Regions from separate parts of the Mus musculus genome. Here regions 1 and 3 are each linked to region 2. A link is a loop called in an ENCODE intact Hi-C map of the cell type or tissue named here. Cell type or tissue: left cerebral cortex. All regions are shown on one strand.

Region 1 (5,000 bases), 630 kb before region 2:
TAGCTGCCTCATTAAAATGGAGGTCTGTCTTGAAGCTAAGAGATCTGTGGTCATCCTCCTCCTGTGGAGGGGCTTGGGGCATTGCCCGACATAATTGATGGCCACAGAATTATGGAGAGCTGAGGCTTCTTATCAGGAGCCTGGTGTCTAGGAGTATGGCAAACGTCTTCCCTTCCTTGCCAAGTTATCTGCTGGGTCTCTGGGGTTTAAGCCTAGCTCAACGAGAAAGCAGGCTGCCTTTCACGGTCCTATAATTCCTCTTTTCATGAGCTTTCCTACAGGGAGAAAAGGCAAAAATAAATAATTCAAGTTCATTTTAGTAGACTTTTCCACTAACTTTACTTTTGGAGTTCTGTATATTCATAGAACCAGTGTCTCTGATTCTATGAATATATCTGTTCCTAAGAGACAGAGTATCCCTGAGTCCATGACACACACATGTGCACACACACACACACAAAGGAACACACATGTCAATACACGCTTGCATGCACAACTACACAGATTTATGCACATACAGGCAGATGTGTGCAATTATGTACACAAACCCATGTACACAAGCACATATGTGTGCTCATACAGACACTCCAGGAAAGAGGCATCATATGCTATGATTTGTTTGTTTGTTTGTTTGTTTTGTTTATTGTTTGTTTGTTTTTGGTGTTTTTGAGACAGGGTTTCTCTGTGTAGCCCCGGCTGTCCTGGAAGTCACTCTGAAGACCAGGATGGCCTCGAACTTAGAAATCCGCCTGCCTCTGCCTCCCGAGTGCTGGGATTAAAGGCGTGTGCCACCACTGCCATATGCCATGTTTTGATGGGTATCTATGGCTGGCCCATTGTTTGCTATGTAGCTCAGGTTGGTTGGAACTCATGATGTCCTCTCTCCTCTTCCAAAGAGATGGAATTATAGCATTAAAGTCTGACAGGCTGGGGCAGTTTAGAAGTGCACCAGGTGTTACAGGAGAGGCCTAGTTTAAAGCCCCTTCATAGCTTCTCTCCAGAGGCATCCTCGTCCTTACCACTACTTTGAAAGACCATCTCCTCCAAATCTCATGTTGAAATTTAATTTTCATGTAACATGATTAAAATGTAGACATTTAAGAGATAATTGGACCAGGAGGGCCTGATGCTCATGGATGGGACTGATCTTTATAAAATAGTTGGGGTTTTGTCTTCTCTTCCCATCTCTCATTTATTGCTTTCAGCCATTCAGTGAGGAGTAGCCAGGCCTCTGTTGGAGGGTGACTTGACCTTGGACTCCTCAGCCTCTAGAACTGTGAGCTAACAAATTCCTTTTCATCATAAAGGACCCAGCTGTGGCCAGTTCTTGCAGTCTCCACTTCCATACGCATATTTGGAGGTCTGGATTATACATTAGTTTCTGGGTCTTCAACAAAGTATCTCCAGGAAAGATGCATCATGTTTCATATGCTCAGGTCTGAGACAGTTTTGCCATTTGCGTATTTGGAAGAGAAACAAGGCTCCCTTCTTCTGACTACATAAAAATTTAGAACCTGAACATGGAGGTGGAGAGTCTTTAGCATAGTTAGCTTCTCGACGACAACAACAGGCAGATTCCCAGCGAAATATTTGTTTCTGTGATCTCGGGCTTTTTCATAGGAAGTTTAGTTGAAGAATGAAGGAATCTCACATTCTAATTGATGAGTTTATTTTGAAATCTTGAGTGTGATGGATTATAATGATTACCATCTGTTTATCATTATAGTCACAGATTGTGAACACAACATCATCACATTAGCATAGTTTCCAGATCACATTTTACTTTGTAAAAATCTTTCCTGAGCTGGTTCTGGTGGTGCAGGTCTGTAATCTTGGATGCATGGGAGGCTGAGATCACAAGTTCAAGGCTAGCCTGAGCCATTTAACAAGACCCTGTCTCCAAAGCACACGGGAAAGAAAGAGATTGGGCTAATTTTTAAGAGCTCACCAATACTGTTTTGATTCAATTTTTCTACTTCTGGACAGAAGTTACAAAATCACAGGTTGTATTTATTCCCCTGGTGGATATTTGCTACGTCACAGGACATTCAAATGATGTCACCCTATGATCCTGAGTACTCTACCAACTGTAGGCACAGAAGGAATAAGCTAGTTTCAACTACCCTGAGCAAGAGGATTAAGGTAAATATTTGGCTTGACATTTTCCAACTTCCCAGGCTTTTAGAGTCACAACTCATGTTCCCTTGCAGTTCAAGACTACTGCCACTAGGCGATGCTGCTGTACATAGTTCTGCTGTGCAGAAACAAAATGGAAAGTTGGAAAAGATCAGATGAGATCACTCCCTCCGTGGGTCTTTCCTTGAGGGGCGGGAGAAGGGGTGGAGGGGGCGGTGGTGGTCAATTAGAACTCCAGACTCTGAGCAATCATTCACTGCTGGACTCTGGCTCGGCTAGAGGTCAGGGCAATCAGGAAAAAGACTCTTCACTTAGAGCCGCTGCCTATGCTGGGGAAAGAGCCAAAAATAGACCCGGGGAGAAAAAAAAAAAAAAAAAAGAAGAAGAAGAAGAAGAAGAAAAGAATGGGGACTTAATAGATATCACAGCCGTTTTTTTTTTTATAAATATTGCTGTTTGCTTCCCACTCTTGCCCATGTCACTCCAGGCCATTAGCGCTCTATTTTTGCCTCTGCAGCCCTCTGGGCCTGGCCCCCTCTGCCTCCTAGGCTCTGGGCTCTCGGATCCTCCCCTCATGAGAGCAGCTCTCCTGGGCCCCGCAGGTTTGACATCAAAAGTTATTTTTATACTAGTAGATTGCAGTATCATTACAGCATAGATTTTGTGCCAAAGACTGGCCCAAAATCCGGCAGAGAAGAAAATGATCCCAAAGGCAAACCTATTTAATCTCAAAATGTCTCTTAAACTGCATTATTTACAGTCATAGCAAAAAGTGTTACACGGCCAAGAGAATGAAAGTGTCTTTTGTACATTTTCCTACTGATGACAAGAAGGCTTTCTGATATGTAAATGAGGCAGGCAGGTTTCCACTTGGCTGTGGTTAGTCTTTTAAAGTTCAAGAACAGGGCCTTGGGCTGGTAACATCTCTTAGTAGGTGAAGTGCTCAATGAACAAACATGAAGACGTGGGTTTAAATCTCCAGAACCCATGTAAGACAGGTGTAGTACAGATCTGCATTCTCTGTAGTGTTAAAGCTAGATAGGAGGCAGAGGCAATAGAACCCTGAATAGGAATAGCAACAGTGATGGATGCACACATATTCACATGAGTGATACAGAGAGAGAGAGACAGAAAGACACACACACACATACACACACATACATCTATATGGAGGGGGGTAGAAGATAAAGATCCAGAGTTTTCCTCTGACCTCCATAAGGGAGAAGATGAAGAGCCAGAGTCCTCTGATCTCCATGCTATGGCACATTGTACACCTGCACTGAAATGAAGGTGTGTACACACATGTACAACATATCCAAAGGCACATTAGATGCCCACACTAACACACATACACACATCACTCGCACACACATAAGATGAAAGAGTCATCATCAGTGTAGATCCAGACATTCTACCCTAGTTGAGAGTTCTGACTGTGGGTGTCTTTGGGTTCCCCTGGAATCTAGGGTTGAAAGGGAAATGATGCATGAAACTACACATTCTAGCTGGGGTCCCTAACTAGAACATGGTAAATTGGTACACAAGGAAAGGAAAGGTACTCAAGGACAATGCAAAAATCAGCTTCCAACTAGCGACTGCTTGCTACCAACCATGTTTGTTGAGGGTTGGTGGAAGAAATGAATTTCCTTACAATACCAGGGAATAGAAAGATGAGACTGCAACAGCATGATGTGGTCAGAAACTTGCTGTTTCTCCATCTTTGGCCTGCCAATTGCTGACCATGACATGAAAGTAATTCAAGACTATCAGGTCTTGCACTGTATCTTGCCTGTAATTTTGTACCCCACATCCAGCATTGTCTCATCTTATGTCCCCTAAACAGTAGATTTGATATCAGTTTTCTATATATTTTTTGAGATAGCATCTCCATGTAAAATGTATTTATCTGTATGTATGTCTTTGGTATTGCCATACTTTTAAGAGATGTGCAATCTGGGCACATTTTCTGACCAACCAGCTCTCATTCCATCTTTTTTTGTTTTCAATAATCAGATCATCCTGTAACGAGGAGTGTGATGGGTTGTATATACTTGGCCTAGGGAATGGCAATATTAGGAGGTGTGGCCTTGTTGGAGTAGGTGTGGCTTTGTTGGAATAGGTGTATCACTGTGGGTTGGGCTTTAAGACCCTTGTCCTAGCTGTCTAGAAGCCAGTCTTAGTCTTCTCCTAGCAGCCTTCAGATAAATATGTAGAACTCTTAGCTCCATGCTCTCGCCTTGATGATAATGGACTTAACCTCTGAACCTGTAAGCCAGTGCCAATTAAATGTTGCCTTTATAAGAGTTGCCTTGGTGGTGGTATCTGTTCAAAGAAATAAAGCCTTAAGTAAGACAGGGAGAGAAGACATCTCATAATTATTAATGTATATGGCCAGCAACACAAGACAATCCTGTAGAACAAGATTTTAGCACAAAACTTATGGATCTCCTTACTCCAGTTCAATAAAAACTCATACTACCTTCAATCCCCAGTATTAAGGAAGATAGTGGGCTAAGAAAAACTAAGGGTATATGAAGAAGCCTATGAAAATTTACTAGTTTGTAAGCCAATTTTAAAGTAACTATAAAGGGGGAGTTTGAACAGAGGTGCCTATATGGGTGCCTATAATGCTTGTCAGAAAATATGTGAGTTATTAAATGAAAACCTCAGTGCTGAGCATAGATTACTTCCCTATAAGTCAAGGAAGATCCAGAAGGCTCCAAAATGACACAGAGTCTTGCTATTACTCTTGATAGCCTATAATATAGGTAAGACCCTCTAACTGAAGACATAACTTTGGTTATAGACATACTGAAATCAAGGTAGAATTGGACAGAAACTTTCTACCTGCTAGGTAGTTCTCA
Region 2 (5,000 bases):
CACAATTAGGAGAGCAGAGATGGAGGGGAGTGAGCGAGGAGTTGAAATTCAGCAACAGCAAGAAGCTACGGCCTTTCATTCACTACAGGCTACTGCCAGGGTGGCAGTTCAGACCAATGAAAAGAGGCAGAGTGCTTGAGCGTAGGACCGCTCAGTCAGTCTGGGACAAACGTGGGGCTGCTCCTGCCTCACTCTAGTTCTGAGCTCAGCTTAGTGTGGAGCTTGTGTCCCGTGTCCTCACCCGCCCCAGTTCTCTCCTCTCTGGGCTGTTCCTCGTGTTTACCTGCTGCCCTGCTGATAGGAGAGCATATGCGCTAATAGATGAGAGAATCAAGAAGTTACCAACTAGGGATCTACCCTCCTGCTCTGAAACTATGTTCCACCGAGGGCCAGGCCTGTGATCCTCCCCCACCCCCGCCCCGCACACAGCCTCCCACAAGGCATTCTTGTAACTGACTGAGAGTCAAGAAAAACTCTGCCACAGGAAAAAGTTTCTAAACACACAACAATGTCAAATTAAGTGTCTCTGAAAGTGCTCACCCACGCTACATCCTGGGATTTGACTGCATCCAGCCCCGGTTCTGAGTACAATTGTTCATCTTACACATAGCGGCATTCGGTGCAGCACCGGCAATGCAGCTCAAACACCCGGGCTCTGATTCCAGACCTTGCTTGTTATAAACTGGGGATTTTATTGTACATAAAAGGTTTTGTGCTCTTATAGAAATACATGGTTTCATTAGAGGAGAGAAAGCAAAGACTTAGTATTTTCTCCCATAGTTCCCCTGCATGGAAGTATCAAATGGGTTTCCCTGTGGTTTGGATTCTACTAGAAAGCTTGATTTTTAAAACTATTGTTTGAATTGCTGGTTTCAGTTTCTTCCTTCCTTCCTTCCTTCCTTCCTTCCTTCCTTCCTTCCTTCCTCCCTTCCTTCCTTCCTTCCCTCCTTCCTTCCTTTGTCTTAGGGTTAGGGCAGAATTTCCAACAACTTCGAAAATGACCTGAAACACCTGCTGCTACTCTGTACTGCAGACTTATTCACAGTGGTGTTCTCAGCTGCTGATTTTAAAGCCTTAAACCATGATAAGCTGTGTGTTCAGCAGTACCTAATAGTCGCCAACTTAAATTTAAAAATAGTGCAAAAATAAACAAGCACAGACATCTCATTAATATGTAAATTTGTTTAATTATTAATCAATGTTAGAATTATATGTACAGCAAATAATTGCTTTAAAATGCATTTCCTTATGATGATGCTTTTAATCAGTAAATGCTTTGCTTCTAATATGTATTTTGTATAACTATATGCCTGAGGTCACATAAGACTTTTTTTTTTAGGTGATAAGGAGTTAACTGGGAAAAGTGTAAGATGCCTCAGTATAGTGTAGTGTAGTGTAGTGTAGTAGACTGAAACAGGAGAACCACAGTTCAGGGTCTGCTGGGTCACAAAGAGAGTTCAAACTAAGCAGCCTTGTCTCAAAACATAGAAAATTTTGAAAAATTAAATATAGAAGAAAAAAGAGTGGGAGGTATCTAGAAGGCAGCATGCTTATCTAGCCTGCCTGAGCCCCTGGGTTCAATCCCTAGAACAGCCAATAAACACATACACACGCGTACACACAGAGACAACTACAACCACATGGGATCCCAAGAGAGCTGACCATCCTCCACACACCTGTTCCACACTCAAGGCTGACAGGAAGGAACTGTGAGGTGAGCTTCTGGGAATGGGGAAACTGAGGTAGTTCTCAGAGCTCTTAACTTGCTGAGTCTCTGACCGATTCGAGCCTTGTGATCCGGAGCATAGAACATGGTGATGCTCAGGCCCTGAGAGCACTGCAGCCTGGGAACCGATGTCCAGGCGCCCCCTAGTGGTCTAGGTTCCTGCTGTGCCGGCCACCACCTGCCTTCCAGGCCCAGAAGCATGAGACTGGAGCTGTGCCCACCTCAGTGAAGTGGCCTGTGGACATGTGGGACACCTGCTGTCCTTGCAGCCGACCTGGCTTCCTGTGGAGCTCATTAGGCAGAGGCAGAAGTGCATGCCAGGCTTGCTTTCATAGTTAATTCTACCTCACGGCAAAGCTGACCCTTGTTCAGTTTTTGTCTGGGTAGCAGGAGCTACCTACCTCTCCGTGAGGTAGCTTTTGGGGAACAAACTGGAATATTTGTGGAATTGGCATGAGGTCCTCTTTCTCTGTGTTCTGTCCCACATGTGAAATGAAGGGACTAGAAGCAACCGCAAAGTTAACTCAAACCTTTTAACACTCATCTAGCACAATTCTATAGATTGGCCCCAAGGCTCTTGGTTCAGACCCGCATTCATGCTGAGTCAGAACTAGGCAACACTATCATGTGAAGGGCATGGACAGATGACAAACTGCAAGACTCACATCTCAGTTCATCACTTCTAAACTGTAATGTCAAAGGGGGGAAACAAAAACACCTAACCTCTCTCTCTGACTATTTATCCATAAAAGGAATGATAGCAATCGCTGCCTTCTGGGGTCCCAAGGAGGAGTAAATGAATTCAGTATGTAAAGCCCTTGGAATAGACACTTCCATGAGCACCATGCCATTTGTATTAGTTAATGTGAGCCCTGCTATGTAACAGGAATATCAGTTATCGTTATTATGTATTGTATTGTCCATTACTGTATGCATTGCCTTATCATGTCTATAAGCCTATTATTAAATTCATTCTGCAGATGCAGGAACTAAGAAAGAATGATGGCAAGCATCTCACAGAAGTCACCTTGTAAATGGCCAAATTGGAGTCCAGGATTAGGGCCCTGTCTGTGCAATCACTCCATGGTAAATCTACATTCTATAAAAGAATGTGTAAAGGAACTGTTAGCTACCCTTTCACAGGACTGTGAGAAGGGGATTGAGCAGTACAATAGGCGACCCAACAGGAAGGGCTTGAGCCAGGCCGTAACACATAGACAGCCAAAAGAGCATGTGACTGAAGCCTAAGAGAACATGGACACGTGTGAGGTGGCTAGGCATGTCTTAGTGCCATAGTTTTCAGGTTTAGATCTGAATGTCCTTCACAGTTAAATCAAGGATGCTAAAAACAATAGCCCCTAAGAATTAAAATTTCCTAGGGAAATTTTAATGCTGAAAGAGGAAAAGGCTGAAGCCTGGCCCTGCAGGAGAAGACATCAGAGTTCTGATGGTACTTCTGGGCTCTTTTTCCATCCGTTCCATAAGATAGTTATATCATGACAGAGGGTGGAGATTAACGAGGAGTAATTCTTTCCCGAGACAAACTGTAAACAAATGTGTTTTGTTTACCAGTTTCTGATTCAAAATTTCTTTGAAAATACAGGGGAACTAAGATGGTGGGATAGTGGAACCAAATGCTCTGGGGCCTTGGTCCCCAGCTTGGTGATTGGATTCTGACAGCTTGGACCTGCCTGCAGATGAATCTTTTGTTGGATTCATAACATGATGGTTAAAAAGAGGCCCGGGAATGTCAACTAGATCAAGCCACATTGAAAGGAATCACTGGGGTGTGCATTAGAGCTGTATTTTGCTCTGGCCTCTTGTTCTCCTCTTCCTCTATCTGCTTCTTGTGAGCTTCTTTGCCACGCCACTCCCACCATGATGGACTGGAGTCTTGCAGACCATTAGCAAGATTTATTTCCTCTATTACCTTCTTTTGGCCAGCTTTTTGTTTACCTGGTGAAAGTTGATTGCTTCAAGTGAGGAGCAAACAAGAAAGTGGAAGGGACAGTAAGTCTGAATAGACTTGTACCCACACCAAGTTGCCACGTCCTGATGCCATGCCAGATGCCCTACTGAGCTATTGGGCCATGGCAGCAAAGAACCATCACAGGAGGGTGGAAGCTTGCACAAGAGAACTTGCCTCCTTCCACAGGAGAAACCGATATATGCTGATGTGGAAATAGTCTGGAATTCCCCCGAGGTATAGGGTGTAGTCCAGAGGATGGGTTGAGCATACACGAGGCCATGAGCTCAATCCTCAGCTCTGGGATAAGGAAAGAAAATACTCAAGAGAAAGCCCACTCGCTTGCCTTGAGATTTGGAAGTCGGGTGACAGGAATCTCTGCTCCACCATGATTCCTTACATGGCTTCATGTGTGTTGCAAAGTGATTAGGAATGAAAAGAGAAACCAAATAGACATCCAGATCCAGTTCTCAGCTCCCCTGTTCCCTTCCATGCACAGCTATGGCATGCAATTCCATCTCTGATCTTCCCTTGATTCTGGAGACGCCCTGCTTTCTGTAATATTTTGTGAAACACTGTTGTTACTGCCACAGTTCAGATATGGGGTGGGTGGATCTGCAAAGTTGCATATGCTGAAGTCTTGGTTCCCCAGCATGCAGCTATATAGGAATGGAGCTTTTCAGAGATGGGACCTGATAGAAAGCAAGCTTGGGGTGTTGGGGCCCTGTCCCCAGGATTAATAAGTTGCTAGGAAAGTGCATCACATGATCAGCAAGCCTGCTCCCTCTTGCTTCCTTGCCTGGTTGTGTGGCTGCTTCCTTTCACACTTGTCACAGTAAAGCCTTCTGCCACTGTGCTATGAGGTGCCAGAAGGCTCTTTCTTACCAGAGGACAGGCTAGTGATACTGCCTGATCTAAGGCATTTAAGCCCTCAGCTGCTGCTCCATCATCATGCCTGCCTGCCTCCATGATTCCTCGCATGGCTGTAACTGTGAGCTGAAAATTCGGGGTTTTTATAAGTTGCTGTAGTCATAGCATTTCATCACAGCAACAGAAAAGTAACTAGCATAGCTTGTAAGCTGAATATGCAAGGGAAGCAACAGTACAAACACCACTTACATCTTTCCACAAAATGAAGATACATAATAAGATATGCATAAATTTTAAAAGAACCATACTACAGCATGAAATGCCAGAGAAAGGTCAAACCATTCCTTGACCTGATTCCCATACTCTGAATGTGATCGATACCAATCAGTAATTTATTAAAAATCATGGCAGAAAATAACCTAGTATAAATTGATGGAC
Region 3 (5,000 bases), 64 kb before region 2:
ATGGCTACAAAGGCCATTCTCTGTATGTGAGCCTGTGAGGGAATATTTCATATTTAATAATCATGGTTAAGAACGGTCTACATGAACAAGCCGAGCGTGGTGGCGCACACCTTTAATCCCAACACTCGGGAGGCAAAGGCAGGTGGATTTCTGAGTTCGAGGCCAGCCTGGTCTACAGAGTGAGTTCCAGGACAGCCAGAGCTACACAGAGAAACCCTGTCTCAAAAAAACAAAAAACAAGAAACAAAAACAAAAACAAAAAAAACTCTGAGCTGGAGAGATAGCTCAGTGGATAAGAGCACTGACTGCCCTTCCAAAGGTCCTGAGTTCAAATCCCAGCAACCACATGGTGGCTCACAACCATCCGTAACAAAATCTGATGCCCTCTTCTGGAGTGTCTGAAGACAGCTACTTACATATAATAAAAATACTTACATATAATAAAAAAAAAGAACGGTCTACATGATATATGTGTTTCATGTTCATACAATGACAAATGCAATCTCTCAGCCATGAAGAGCAGACATTTAAGAGGCAGCGTGAATAAGTCTGGAGGACTTTCTATTGGGAACATGGAAAGACAAGCACCTTTTGTTCTCACATTCAATGCTCTTTGCAGAATGTACCTTTGGGATGTCATTAGGATCAGATGGGATCATGGGGTAGAAGCCTTCTTATGATTGATGTCTGTATAGGAAAACAAGGAAAGACTCAGGCTAACATCCTCACTCTGTGTCTTCATGTAATATCCTAAAGCACCTTAGGACTGTAGATTTCTACCAGAAAGCTGGACTGATCTTGAATTCCCAGTCTTCACAACTACTCATTGGATATACCTTTATTTCTGATAGCTTTTTCCCCATCATCACTGTTCCATTATAGCAGCAGAAAATATTCTAAAACATCAAAATAGTATTTCCCAATCCCAGTCTCCCTTAGCTAACAATACTTTTTATAAGAACTTTTCTATCCTACCACTTCTCCATTACTTCCTAAGAGTCTCCAGATCTAAACAGGTCATACTAACAAAGCTGACCTGTTTGTATTGTTGGTAGCTAATTCTATCTACTGAGAAAACATCTGTAAACCCATGCTTCCTCTCTCTTAAAACATTTCAACATTATCAGCTCTCGAACACTTTTCCTTATGTGATACGTCAGTGAATGACTCTGTACATGAAAAAGATACTCTGCCTCATTAGCTACCAGGGAGAGGAAAATAAAAACCACAGTGAGATTTCACTTCACACTTGCAGGAAAGCTACAATCAACAAGGCAGATGCTAACAAATGTCAGTAAAGGGTGGAGAATCAATCAGGGGGCTTCATACACACAAGGGAGCATCAGAAGGTACAAGCTACTTACCTAGAAAACAGCCACAGCTCAGTTTTAAATAAAAACTACCAGAAGACCCAGACATGGAAGAGAGATGCCTTAGTAAGCCCAGAAGGATAAATTTCATGGAAAAAGACATTGACTATCCAAACCATAGAAAGGATGAGGCTTAATCTGTCTAGGAACAGCAAAGTGGCCATGTGAATGTAGACCAGGTAATGAGGGATAGAAAGAGGTTGCAAAGTTCTGGTGTTGTATTGACTTGTGGAAAAGCACTGGAGGATTTAGACAGGACTAATAAAATTCTGGGCTGCTACTAAAGTAAAGGAGAAGCAGGGCCAATTATGGCTCAGCAAGGCATGATGGGCATTTTTCTGGAGGTGCCATGATGGTTTGCAGAAAACAGTATAATTGAGAATTGCAAATCAGGACTGTAATTTTCTGGCAATGAATGTTGCCCTTCAATGCCCAATGTATATTAGAGACAAATAAGGTTGCCTTAGTACAGGGAAAATATTAATATTGGAAACAATTTCTGCAATTCTATCTAGAAATAGAGTCCTAATTGAAAGTTTTTTCATATATTTTAAAAATAACTATTACTACATATCTATATAAGATATTCATATATCAATTGAAAAATGAGCAGAACATACTAACAAACTTTAAGCAGAAGCATGTGTGACCAATAAGCAATAAGCAAGTAACCTTTGTTACTAAGTAGAAATACAAGTTAAAAAACACAGTGAGGTACAAGTTAAATCTGTGTGATAGATAAGAATCTGAAAGCTGAATATTGCCACGTTGCCAGCACTAGCGGTGTGAAGGATAGAAAAGATGCCTATGCCAAATGTCTCCTTAGTATTGCCAGTAGAACACAGCATTAGTGTGGTTATTTTGGAAACTAGTTTAGCATTATCTTACAGCATCAAGAATCCACCTTCTCTATTGCTGGTCACTTCTATTTTTGACTTGTAGACAAAAGAAACTCATACACTCCTTTGATGAGTGCCAAGAGTATCAACGACATCAGCTCTAGTAATAAAATCTAGAAGCAACATAACCACTTATCAAGAAGGAATGCTTAAACTGTAGCCTATGCAGAACAGAATACTGGGAAATATGCACTTGGGACCCAGGGAGATGCTAAACTTCCTGGGTAGGATGAGGTCTGATGCTGGCACAGAGATGACCGTGAGCTGGATGAAAATATCCGACATGCCCTAAGTTTTAGTGCCAGGTGGTAGACTTACAAGTATTCATTTAAAACAAATAAATAAATAACACAGATCATGAACTGAAGAGGGAAGAAATTTCTGGCAACTAGTTTAACAAACTTTTCCTTTTGTTTCCCCCAAATGCTTTCGCCCCTGACAAATAATTTGCATGCGCTGTGTGTGTGTGTGTCTTCACCTCTTGCAAGGAGCTCAGTCTTGCAGTCCAGCAATACACCTGTGGCAGGTGCTCTGCCAAGGCTCTAGGGAAGTGTTGAGATCATGAAAGGTTTTGGTTCTGTGCTCTCTTTAAACTAGATCTTTTCATTAATGATAGCTATCAACCATCATCAATGTGCCTAAGACTTTGCTGAGTCCCCAACACTGGTCCATTTCAGGCCAAAGCTTAAATTTGCTTTCTCGGGCAGAACTCCTTCCCTTTCTCGCCTGTGTCTAAACTTGGGTAGTCTATCTCCAGAGCACTATTTCTGGGCCTCCACGTGTCTCCTCCTGGACCGTCTGGCTGACCCACTTTCCCAGTGGAGCAACATTGTCCTCTATCTGATGCTCAGGCAGTGAACAGAAGGCCGAGGAAATGAGAAGCTGTGTCCCCACTGAGGACAGCTAAGCTCCTGGCATGGGGCACACAGCAAGATCACAGAGGCCCTGCAGAATTCTCCAGAAAGCCAGTTCTGATCAATGACAGAGCAGCATGGTCCCAGAAAAAACATTCCTAGGATATTTTTTAGCACAAATAAACAGTAATATGGAAATGAGAGAAGACCACAGATTTAATCTAATGTACACAGCAATATATGCTACAATGGTTACAGTATCTGAAAACTGGATAAAAATAGTAAAATAGTAAGGATTTACATATTTGACAATAGCACTTTATTGATTCTCTCAAGGGAGAAAAACTAGGAAAGAAGTTTTTGCATGTATTCTCTCCCTTTAGGACACAAGTACTGCTCTGTCTTCTGCTAACAAGGACTTAAGATGTGAACGCAGAAAGGGCCACTTCCCACTGTCACTACTTTAACTGTTCCTAGAAGCAGATAGATGCTCCCAGAGATGCAGATTTCAGTGCTCCCTTGGAAGTGAAAGTTGCCTGGTATCAGATCTCTTTCTGATATCAAGAGAAACCCTCCCAGCAGGGCTTGTCTTTAAAATATCCAGGAACTGTGGGGCTGGAGGTGTGCCTCAGTGTGCAGGCCAGGCCCCAGGTTTGATCCTCAGTGCTTCAAAGTAAGAAGAAAGAAACGGTGCACACCAGCAGTTGTCCTGAGAAAGAAGGAAGCATACTCATGTGCTCAGGCTAGAAAGCCATCCATGAGAATAGCAGCATTCCAGATCATCGCGTAACATGGAGCTTCTGCTACCTTGATTATTAACAGAGTAAAAACTTAAAAGTGTGAAGCAGACAATCCCTTAAATATCGGGAGATAGAATTCAGACAGCAGTTCTGTGATTGCCAATAAGTTTGTCTCTGAAATTAAGCTGGAAGTCAAAGAAATAGTAATTCTTGGGAGAAGAAAAAAAACAAAGATTTGGACAATAGAAATATTGATAGACATGCTAAGTGAAGGGGGATCTCATGGGGTCCAAGCTCTAGACAGGCTACAGGCAATTAATGGCTGCTGGGAAAGAAAAAATGAGCAACCCCTCCTAGGAATAAGTCCCCGGACTGGTTATCCATACAAAGGGGTCACTCTTCTACCACATACACACACATAAACAACAAATATGCTTGTATTTCCATATTTGTGACTATATATGTATGTGTGTGTGATAATAAAAGAGGCTACTGTGTGCTGCAAATATATGTTAATTTTAAAATGTATATGTTTTTTAGAACCAGGAAATGCTTAATGGCATTGCCTGGTGATTTCTGAATTACTAAATGTCACTGTGGAGTTCCCCACAGATTATGATAAAGTTTTTCTGTCCAGTCTGTTGGTCTTTTATTACAGTGTCTTGGGAGGAAGTTGGGCTTTCTAGTCTTTAAATCTACTCCCTCCTGTGCAACGGTGGCTTTGGAACCATAGTCAGGCAGATCACTTGGCCAGAGCAGTATAAAGGAAGAGTTTGTGTATTAGAAAGGGACTGCAATCCGGGTGGAAAGTGAATAAGTGAATTAATTAATGGAGAGAAAGTGAAGAAGACATATCTTAAAATAGAAATAAATAAAATTATGAATAAAAATGGACATGTCAGCCTGTGTGTAGTATACACACTGACAACTACACCCACCTGAATAGTACACCTACTAAGTACTACACCTACTGAATGCCTCATTTAGAATTTTTATACATTCTTTATAAACTCTTCATATGAGCAACTGAAATAAAACTGTGGGTCATGGTTTCTTTTTCTCCTCAGAAAAAGACCTCCCATGCTCTTGGTAAGCAACTCTCCTAAAACCCAAAGGAAGAACAAGGAACTAGTATAA

Evidence for each region. Hi-C counts contacts between places; a loop is a spot of excess contacts. Peaks named below come from ENCODE experiments on the same cell type or tissue, not always from the same donor. Only the 100,000 strongest peaks of a DNase experiment are listed, where the experiment ranks them.
Region 1: a loop joins it to region 2, with 10 times the contacts of the local background. A loop is called at or near these places in 35 of 42 quality-filtered maps.
Region 3: a loop joins it to region 2, with 2.3 times the contacts of the local background. A loop is called at or near these places in 2 of 42 quality-filtered maps.

The regions. Positions count from the first base shown.
Region 1 is chr2:21,907,010-21,912,009 of GRCm38, reverse strand. All of the region lies in intron 4 of Gm39767 (a long non-coding RNA gene), which reads left to right. Among named protein-coding and RNA genes, the nearest start is that of Gm39767, 55 kb to the left of the region's middle. In left cerebral cortex, a CTCF peak has its summit at 2,224; DNase peaks (open chromatin) are centred at 2,242 and 2,728; H3K4me3 peaks cover 351 bases; H3K27ac peaks cover 722 bases.
Region 2 is chr2:21,277,862-21,282,861 of GRCm38, reverse strand. No RefSeq gene overlaps it. Among named protein-coding and RNA genes, the nearest start is that of Gm52501, 52 kb to the right of the region's middle. In left cerebral cortex, a CTCF peak has its summit at 1,875 (motif pointing left); a DNase peak (open chromatin) is centred at 1,867; H3K4me3 peaks cover 256 bases.
Region 3 is chr2:21,342,093-21,347,092 of GRCm38, reverse strand. No RefSeq gene overlaps it. Among named protein-coding and RNA genes, the nearest start is that of Gpr158, 23 kb to the left of the region's middle. In left cerebral cortex, no CTCF peak of the experiment used is centred here; DNase peaks (open chromatin) are centred at 2,501 and 3,065.